2 separate regions of the Homo sapiens genome follow, and region 2 is linked to region 1. Evidence: read pairs that join two places in POLR2A ChIA-PET (ENCODE). Cell type or tissue: MCF 10A. All regions are shown on one strand. Region 1 overlaps MIGA1 (mitoguardin 1). Region 2 overlaps USP33 (ubiquitin specific peptidase 33).

Region 1 (5,000 bases):
TGAAAAACTCTCTTGGGATTTTGATTATTATATTGTATTTATAGGTCAGCTGTAGGCAAATTTACATTTTCATAATAGTAACCTTTATATCTGTGAACATGGTATGGTTCTTTACTTAGGTCTTCATTTATATCTTTCATAATGTTTTATAATCTTCTTCATAAATGTCTTATATGTCTTTTTTCCTAAGTCCCTTACAGTTTCATTGTCATTATAAGTGGTTATCTTTTTAAGTTTACATTTTCTAATTTGTCATTGCTGGGATCTTAAATGTAGGTTTTTGCATTTGAATATTAACAACTCTTGTGAACTCTTATTAGTTGTAATACCAGTAATTTGACATAGGTTCTTTTGGAGTTTTTATTTAGACCACATATTATCTGGGAATGATAACATGTTTATTTTTATTTCATCTTTTCACCACATATTCTTTCATCCCTCTTCCGCACCCCCCTCCCCGCAACCCTGCCCTATCTCACCGCTTTGGGTAGAGTGTTATAATCTTTTTATGTCTGAAGAGAGCTGTGTCAGAAAGAGGACCATAAGTCAGCTGGCCCACTATACAGAATCAAAGACTATATTTCCCTGTGGCTATAGCCTCTCATTAAGGTAAAGGAGCATTAATGGCAGAGATACACATGGAGACTTTAAAGCAGATATAGGTTAAAAATCAGTTTTTAAGTATTTATTTATTTGCTGTGTACCTGACACAGCAAACAAATACTTAAACACAACTCTGAAGCATGTGATGAAATTCAGATGAAATAAGGGCTAATGTGCCTATTTTCAGGTTGCTTGTAGTCTGGTGGGGTAACTAACACTTACACTTATGGAGCAGTTAAAAAGCAATATAAGTTAGTATATTCTTCAATACCGAGCAATTAGACTCAGAGCCTAACCTCCATCCACAAAGTCGAAGATCCTTCTTTAACTTTTCCTCTCCACTTCCATTTCTTCCCATACCTCACAATTGATGTGCCCTCAGCCTGTTTAAGAGCCTAAGATAAGAACTTGAAAGTAAACAGATCTTGTTTGGGACATATGGGTTAATTCTTTAGTTATCTGCAGCTGTTTTTTGCTGCAGTATCTGAATATCTATGAAATTTATTTGGGAACTCAAGTTTCACGTAAGAAGATATGTACAGTGTATTTCTGCATGATAGTGTTACTTTCCTTAATAAACAAGTAATTTTGTAAGCTTTGAAAAGTGGCTATAAATGGGTAGCAAATGCAAAAATGTTTGTTTTATTATTTTGAGTCCAGAAACATGTCTATGCTATGTAGGTAATTTTTATACATTTCAAATATCACACAATAAAAATATATATTTATATATTTTATAATAAACAGAAATTTTATTATCTGAATTATTTTGGTAAAAATTAGGCTTCAGTTGGCCACAACAACTGAGAGATACTCTACCAATCTCTCATGAGGAAATTCTCATCTTCCACCAAAATGTGGGATCCTACCAATCTCTAAAACCAGGAATAACTTATACTTTAGGAGACTTCTGTTACTGTCATATCATGACGAATGTTTGTGATTACATGCTTTGGAAGTTTATTTTTGTAACAGTAGATTCAGGAATTAACATTATTCTTTACGCACTTTGGTTAGACTATTTGGGCAGGAATAAATTGCTGGATTTAATGCCAGTTTAGAAATAAACTGGGTGTGAGGTGGGAGGATCGCTTAAGCCCAGGAAGTTTAGGCTGCAAGACCTTGTCTCAAAACAAAACAACACCAAAAAAGTAAACCCGATTAACAACAGATGTATCTTGTCCACAGTTTCTTGGGGACATTATATAGTTGGTATGGTTTAAATGAATAAAGTTCCAACTTATTAATCTCTAATTTCATTTCCTTCTAAAATTAATTGGGCTTCATATTTTGTGTAGTTACACTTCCTGTGAAGAGTAGTATATATGTACAGTAGTAGTATTAGCAGGCAACACTGAAGCCTGTGTGATAAATGTTATTTTTGTGGCTGAAACAGAGGACTTTGAGATTCTTTTATATTGATGTGTAGGAACAGATTTAGATCTTAAACCAGGAATTTTTGTGGCTTTATTGAAAGCATTGCTTCACATATTTCAGATAAGTGTTTAGGCATCTTCCTAATCTATGTTTTTACAGAATGAGCTCACAGAATCTTGGGTCTGTAATATTTATTTAGCAAACATTTAATTTCCTAGTATATGTCAAACATGGTATAAGACACTGGAGAAATAAAGATGAAGATTTCATCTCTGCCTTTAGGCAATGCAGAGTCTAGTTTTGGAAACAGGCATTAAAAAATACACAGACAGTGGAGTAAGTACATAATAACATGTTTATAAAGTGCTATGGGAACACTAAGGAAAAGCATGTGATTATTCATGGAGCGGGGCTCATGGGAACGTTTCACAGGAGGAGTGACACTTAAAGAAAGATGGTCTGCTAGGGAGACAGTTGAGAAAAGAGCATTCCTAGCAGAGGGAAGAACATGGATCAAGGTGCAGAGTGGAGCCTGTTTAGGGAACTACAAGTTCTTTGATATGTTTTGGAAACACAATATAGGTGGGGAGTGGTAGGAGATGAACCTAGAAAGCTGGGCAGGACATAAATTATGAAGGTCCTTGCTTTGTACCTTTAGACAAAAGGGAGCCGTTGAGGATTATAAGAAGTCATAATCAAATTTATGAGTTTGAAGAAGTCTGGAAGTGTGGCTGGCACAGTTTAAATATTTTATCCATTTTTGTTGCTGCTCCTTTATAAGATTTTATTGAGTCAGTGAGACATCCTTTAAGGGAAAATTAGAGATTTTGCCAGCTTAGTACTGACTGCACAAATTCTCTGGCAGAGCATAGGAAAAGCTGTCAAGTAGAACCTCTTGACCACTAGAGAGATGTTATTCTTCTTTTTTGGTAAGCAGCCAGATAGAACATTTAGAAATACTGAATGAACTTGGCAACAAGAGGAAATACCTCAGCCTAACATCTTACATCAAATGTCAGCCCCAAGTTGAAGCTCTGAGACCTTGTCCTCTCCCATTCCTGCAGAATCATTGTGGTTGGAGGATAAACTCCCTGAGGGTTTATTTTTAGGGAATGATATGAATTGCCAGCTTAAGTTGTATACTCAGACATCTAAATATACAGAGTACACATTGTACAACATATGAGAAATTTGGCTTAGTAATTTCCTCCCATGTGTAAGGCTCATAATCTTATTTTTAAAGGGTTTAGTAATAACACAAAATGAAATCTAACTGGTATTATACAAGTTAAAGTAGGTTCAGAGAAGAAAGCAATATAATGAAAATTGTTGGGGTCCCAGAAACATGAGAAATTTCTGGTGCTTGCCTTTGCCTGTTTTGTGTTGAAGTTATGTCTTAACAGCTTGGATTTCTATGTCCAGGACCATCACTGCCCATATAAGGCCTTTATGTGATTTAGACAAAGGGCCATCCATGTAAGCCCCTTGGGAGGGGACCTTTGTGCCAAGAAGAAGGTCCACTTTCCTTCAGGAAGATGCAGGTCTAGTATTTGGGCTGGATTTCTGCCCCGACTTATTCCTGTGGCAGGGGACCTTTGTGTAACATACAGAATGACCAGTTGTACCTCGTGGCCCTGCTCAAGTCTCTGTAACTGCAGACCTAATCTTAATGACTTCTTGCTCCAGTTTGGGTTAATCTAGTCACTTCTTTCTTCTTTAAACAAAAGGGGGGAGGGTGTAGAAAATGCTGTTACTCTTCTAAAGTGTTTGAATGGTTCCCATTCCCTTTCCTTGTGTTACTCACTTTGCATTGGCAGCTGTACTTCCCAGTTAGGAATCACAGTTGTTGTGTTGGTCAATCATAGTATATAAAAATTTTGATAAATAGGGAATGCCAGAGACAACTATTGTGGAAATCTTCTTTTGGGTAATATCAGGCTGTTTTGTACATACATTATTTCACATGGGTGAAACTTTATACGTCATCACAAATCAAGAACTTTGACAAGTTCTCCTTTTTTCTTTTTTTTTATTATTCCCACCACCTCATCATATATAACTTTTTTTTTCTTTTTTAGAGGAACAGGGTCTCACTCTGTTGTCCAGGCTGGAGCGCAGTGGCGTGATCCTAACTCACTGCAGCCTCAAACTCCTAGGCTCAAGTGATCCTCCTGCCTCAGTCTCCTGAATAGCTGGACTACATTGTGCACACAACCATGCCTGGCTAATGTTTTTATTTTATATAGAGATGGGATTTCGGTATGTTGCTTGGGCTGGTCTTGAACTCTTGGGGTCAAGTGGTCCTCCCGCCTCAGCCTCCCAAAGCACCAGAATTGCAGGCATGAGCCACTGCACCTGCCCCAAGTTCTCTTTTCTTTTGTTTCAGTGGATTTTATTGTTTCTCTTTTCAATATTGAGGCACATTGAGGTTAAAAATCAAGAAAATATTATAACTGTCTTAGTTTTTCACTTTCTGAAATTTTGTTGTTTCTGATTTTTATATTCAACTTTGTTCTTTCTCTCAAATTATACTGTAGTATTTTAAAACAAATCAGAAAGTAAAAATTATCCACAGTATGTATGGGCAGATAGTCATACAGAATAAACAAAGAGCAGCAGTGGTTTCCTAGACTTGATTATTTAAACAAATTATAACAGACTCTGTTTGGAAAATAGCTCATCTTGTCGACAGCAGAAGCTTTTCCATTGTTAATAAAAGCATAGAAAGGACAAGGTTCCAAGTCATATTTTAACTGCTGAATATCACCTGGAGAAAAGCTGTTGACATAGAAGTCAGATGACGTTGAGACAATTGGCAGGCTTCCTCTTGTTGCTCCTGTTATAAAATCTGCAGTGGACAGCCTGGATTTTAAAAGAAGAGTGGCATCTTTGGAATCTCTACTAGAATCTGCTGAGGTTAAAATAGACCCAGTGTTTTCTAAGTGACAGAAAATAGAATGTGCCTAGGGATGGCAAAAGTGAAATGTAGAAAACCCACTTGGATTGGTCTAAGGAAGTAG
Region 2 (5,000 bases), 82 kb before region 1:
AGAGGCTGCAGTGAGCCAAGATTGCGTCACTGCACTCCATCCTGGCGACACAGCGAGACTCCGTCTCAAAAAAAAAAAAAAAGAAATGGTCTTGATGAACTATGGCTAATATTGTATTTAGAAATTTTGCATTTCTGGGCATAAGTGAGACTGTTCTTTTTTGGCAGCATTCCTTCCCTCCCCCCCCCCCCCGTGCTTGAATCAGGATTGGCAGCATTTATCAGAGATAAAATATGTGTGCTTCACAGAATGCATTGACTAGCTTTGCATTCTTCATCATGGAAAAGAGAGTTCCTTTTTATTATAATGATGTGTTGTTCTTCATAAATGAAACTCAGCTGTGAAATTATATGCTATGCTGCCTCTGTCAAGAACCAATCTTCCATCATTTTTTCAAACCTTTCATGGGGATTGGGCAATTAACATTTTTACTTCTTGGGTCAATTTTACTCATTGACATTTTGCTATAACAACATCCATTTTCTCTTGAAATAACTTTGACAGTATAGCATTACATGTATATTCTCAAGAAAATCTGCAAAAGATTCCATTAATGTCTCCTGTATTTGGGGTCTATGGTGTTTACTCATTCCCAATCTTGTACATTTTTATTCCATATCTTTTTCTTCTACAAGATGTTTATCTAGATCATTGGTATTTGCAAAGAACCAGATTTGGGATTTATTTATCTTCTCCACTATTTTTGTTCTGATCTGTTTTCAATTCCATTAATATCCATATCCTACTTGCCTTTGGTTGTATTTTTTTATGTTTTTTGTTTTGTTTGTTTTTTTTTTTGGAGACGGAGTCTCGCTCTGCTGCCCAGGCTGGAGTGCAGTGGTACAATCTTGGCTCACTGCAACCTCCACCTCCCAGGTTCGTACGATTCTCTTGTCTCAGCCTCCCAAATAGCTGGGACTACAGGCGTGTGCCACCACGACTGGCTAATTTTTGTATTATTAGTAGAGATGGGATTTCACCATGTTGGCCAGGCTGATCTCAAACTCCTGACCTCAGGTGATCCACTCTCCTCAGCCTCCCAAAGTGCCGGAATTACAGGCATGAATCACTGCACCCAGCCTGGTTTTATTTTCTTAATCCCTAAAGATGAGTACTGAGCGCTTTGTTTACTGAAAGTATTTAAGCTATGTATTTTCCTCTAAAGTAAAAATTCTGCATTTGCCAATGAAATGTAGATGTTCTTCTCACTGCTTTTTAGGCAATACTATTTTGCCTCAGAGGAAAGAAATGGGATCAGAGGATTGAAAAGAAACTTCCAAGATAAATATTTTTTTCTAAAATCTCAAGCAAAAAATAAGATTAAAATAAATTCTCTCTGCTGATAGCTGAGATGAAAAAAAGAATAAAACATAAATACATTCTCTCTGCTCTGCTATTAATTTTGCATTATCTAAACAATTTAATAAGAATTGGCTGGGCAGGGCCAGGTGCGATGACTGTAATTCCAGAATTTTGGGAGGCCGAAGTAGGTGGATCACCTGAGTTCAGGAGTCTGAGACCAGCCTGGCCAACATGGCAAAACCCCTTCTTTACTAAAAATACAAAAATTAGCCGTGCATAGTGGTGGGTGCCTGTAATCCCAGCTACTCGGGAGGCTGAAGCAGGAGAATCACTTGAACCCAGGAGGCAGAGGTTGCAGTGAGCCGTGATCACGCCACTGCACACCAGCCTGGGCAACAGAGCAAGGCTCCATCTCCAAAAAAAGAAAGAAAGAAAGAATTGGCTGGGCAGCCACGCATGACAGCTCAGGTCTGTAATCCCAGCACTTTGGGAGGCCAAGGCGGGAAGATCATTTGAGCTGACGAGTTCAAGACCAGCCTGGGCAACATGGTGAAACCCCATCTCTCTACAGAAAATAGAAAAATCAGCCCAGCGTGGTGGTGCACACCTGTAGTTCCACTGAGGCAGGAGAATCCCTTGAGCCCAGGAGGCAAAGGTTGCAGTGAGCCAAGATTGCACCACTGCACTCCAGCCTGTGCAACACAGCAAGACCCTGACTTAAAAAAGAAAGAAAGAAAGAAAGAAAGAAAGAAAGAAAGAAAGAAAGAAAGAAAGAAAGAAAGAAAAAGGAAAAGAATTAGTGCATGTAAACAAAGGCTAACAATTTGTCCCAAGGATATTTAGTATCCCGTATAATACAATGCTATCAAAATAGAAAACCCTTAGTATTTTCTTTGCCTAGTTTTACTCAGTTTATTTACTAAGGTAATAAAATCATTCTTTTATTCCTTTATTTGACAAATGTTTATTGAGGGTAGGGCATTCAGATATAGTAGGGTAAGACAATGGGAGTTCTTAGCTACTTCAATTTCTTCTCAAATTGTACACCAAAAGAAAGAAGGCATGTATGCTTCCATTCTTGTCTGATAATTTAATCACAGGAGATGAGTATTAGACATTAGAAAAAAACAGAAAATGGTTGTATATGGAAATGCTATTGTCCAATCCACAGAAGTAGATTTTGCAAAACTAAGACTCCTGTAGAAGCTTGTGACTTACAAGTTGGAAATCACAAAGAGTGCACAAGATTTTATCTGTTTGTCCTTATCTTTGTAATCTTGTATCTGGCAGCTTTTTCCTCTATCTGCCACACTAACTGGACTACTGGAAGTTTTCTCACCAATAATGATGGCAGCAACACCAACTGAAAATTTTTCCAGATGAAAACGACTGCACTCACGCTCTATGATGTACAGCTCCGGTGGCTAAATTGCTCATCTGCATTAAAGTAAATGCAAAACTGCTTCTGGGCTGGGCATGGTGGCTCGCACCTGTAATCCCAGCACTTTAGGAGACTGAGGCGGGAGGACTGCTTGAACCCAGGAGTTCAAGACCAGCCTGGGCAACACGGCAATACCCTGTCTCTACCCCAAAAAAATACAAAAATTACCCAGGCCTGGTGGCATGCCCCTGCAGTCCCAGCTATTCAGGAGGCTGAGGTGGGAGGATCACCTGAGCCCAGGAGGCAGAAGTTGCATGCAGTGAGCTGTGATTGCACCACTGCACTCCCGCCTGAGTGACAGAGCTAGGCCTTGTCTCAAAAACAAAACAAAACTGCTTCTGAAGATATTACCTTTTTTTTTTTGAGACGGAGTCTTGCTCTGTCGCCCAGGCTTGAGTGCAGTGGCGCGATCTCAGCTCACTGCAAGCTCCACCTCCCGGGTTCACGCCATTCTCCTGCCTCAGCCTCCTGAGTAGCTGGGACTACAGGCACCCGCCATCACACCCAGCTAATTTTTTGTATTTCCAGTAGAGATGGGGTTTCACTGTGTTAGCCAGGATGGTCTCGATCTCTTGACCTCGTGATCCGCCCACCTCGGCCTCCCAAAGTGCTGGGATTACAGGCTTGAGCCACCGCGCCGCGCCCGAAGATATTACTTTTAAGGGGAGAATATTTTCGTAGTACAATCTCCAAATTCCAGGTTGAAATTCTGACCCCTTATCCTAATAGAAGATAATCAATCAGCTATTCAAATTTTAATATTAGGAAAAGTATAGGGAACCATGTTATTAGTACAATTTTTTTTTTTTTTGAGACAGAATTTCACTCTGTCGCCCAGGCTGGAGTGCAGTGGCGCAATCTCGGCTCACTTGCAACTTCTCCCTCCCAGGTTCAAGCAATTCTCATGCCTCAGTCACTTGAGTAGCTGGGATTACAAGCATGTGTCACCACATCCAGCTAAATTTTTGTATTTTTAGTAGAGACGGAGTTTCACCGTGTTACCCAGACTGGTCTCAAACTTCTGGCCTCAAGTGATCCACCCACCTCGGCCTCCCAAAGTGCTGGGATTACAGGAGTGAGCCACTGCGCCTGGCCTTAATATAATAATTACACATCAGGACATAGTTGGTAACCTAAGGAGCTTTTAATATTGAGAAACTGCCTGAATTCCATTGCCTAGTCTATTCCAAAAAGTAAAGCTCTTCATAAAAAGTCAGATTCACATTACAGAGAAAAAAAATTATGTCAGAAGGATTGGTAGCTATTTAATAGTTACATATAAGATTAATATGAATGCAGGAGGTCTTCACTAGCAGGTGTCAGAACTGCTCAATATTTTTAACAATAACCTGGATAAAGCTACAGAAGGCAGGCTAGTAAAATATAAACTTAAAATTATAAAAATAAGTTTTTAAAGAAAAATTAAACTATTTTTTAAAATAAGCTAAAATTGGCTGGGCGTGGTGGCTCACACCTGTAATCCCAGCACTTTGCGAGGCCGAGGCCGGTGGATCACCTGAGGTCAGGAGTTCATTACCAGCCTAGCCAACATGGTGAAACCCTGTCTCTACTAAAAACACAAAAAATTAGCAGGGCGTGGTGGTGTGCGTCTGTAGTCCTAGCTAGCTGGGAGGCTGAGGCATGGGAATTGCTGGAACCCGCGAAGAGGAGGTCGAAGTGAGCCAAGATCATGCCACTGCACTCCAGTCTGGGTGACAAGAGCAAAACTCCATCTCAAAAAATAAAAAATAAAAAAAATTAGCTAAAATTAACAGGACGAAATTTAATAATGATGGATGTGATATTCGACATTGGGATTCAAAGAATCAACCATATAAACTGAGACCAAAAAAGGGGGTCAGGTATTTGGATTCTAGACCCTTGAAGAAGTAGCAATTCCTACTCAATTAATCAACAGAACACTAGGTTTCAAGGTTTCAGAATAAAAAGAGTAACCAGTCTTGCTGGGTATGGTGGCTCACACCTGTAATCCCAGCACTCTGGGAGGCAGGGGCATGAGGATCGCTTGAGGCCAAGAGTTCAAGACCAGCCTAGGCAACAGAGTGATACCCACCCCCCATCTTTACAAAAAAAAAATAATAATTTTTTAATTGAATAGAGTGGTGAAAAGGGGAAAAAATAATAGCCAATCTTAATGTTCGCATAAAATAAGTAGATTATATCTGGAATACAGTATTTTATTTAAGAAGAATACTAAAAGCTACAGAATAAGAGTGCCTCTCATAGAAAACCTTAA

What was found. ChIA-PET counts read pairs that join two places held together with the same protein. Peaks named below come from ENCODE experiments on the same cell type or tissue, not always from the same donor. Only the 100,000 strongest peaks of a DNase experiment are listed, where the experiment ranks them.
Region 2: POLR2A ChIA-PET joins it to region 1 with 6 read pairs; 8 of 35 experiments call an interaction of 5 or more read pairs at or near these places.

The regions. Positions count from the first base shown.
Region 1 is chr1:77,830,135-77,835,134 of GRCh38, forward strand. The region is part of intron 7 of MIGA1 (mitoguardin 1); the gene reads left to right. Among named protein-coding and RNA genes, the nearest start is that of MIGA1, 53 kb to the left of the region's middle. In MCF 10A, no CTCF peak of the experiment used is centred here; DNase peaks (open chromatin) are centred at 2,997 and 4,797.
Region 2 is chr1:77,748,601-77,753,600 of GRCh38, forward strand. All of the region lies in intron 1 of USP33 (ubiquitin specific peptidase 33), which reads right to left. Among named protein-coding and RNA genes, the nearest start is that of USP33, 8.8 kb to the right of the region's middle. In MCF 10A, no CTCF peak of the experiment used is centred here; no DNase peak of the experiment used is centred here.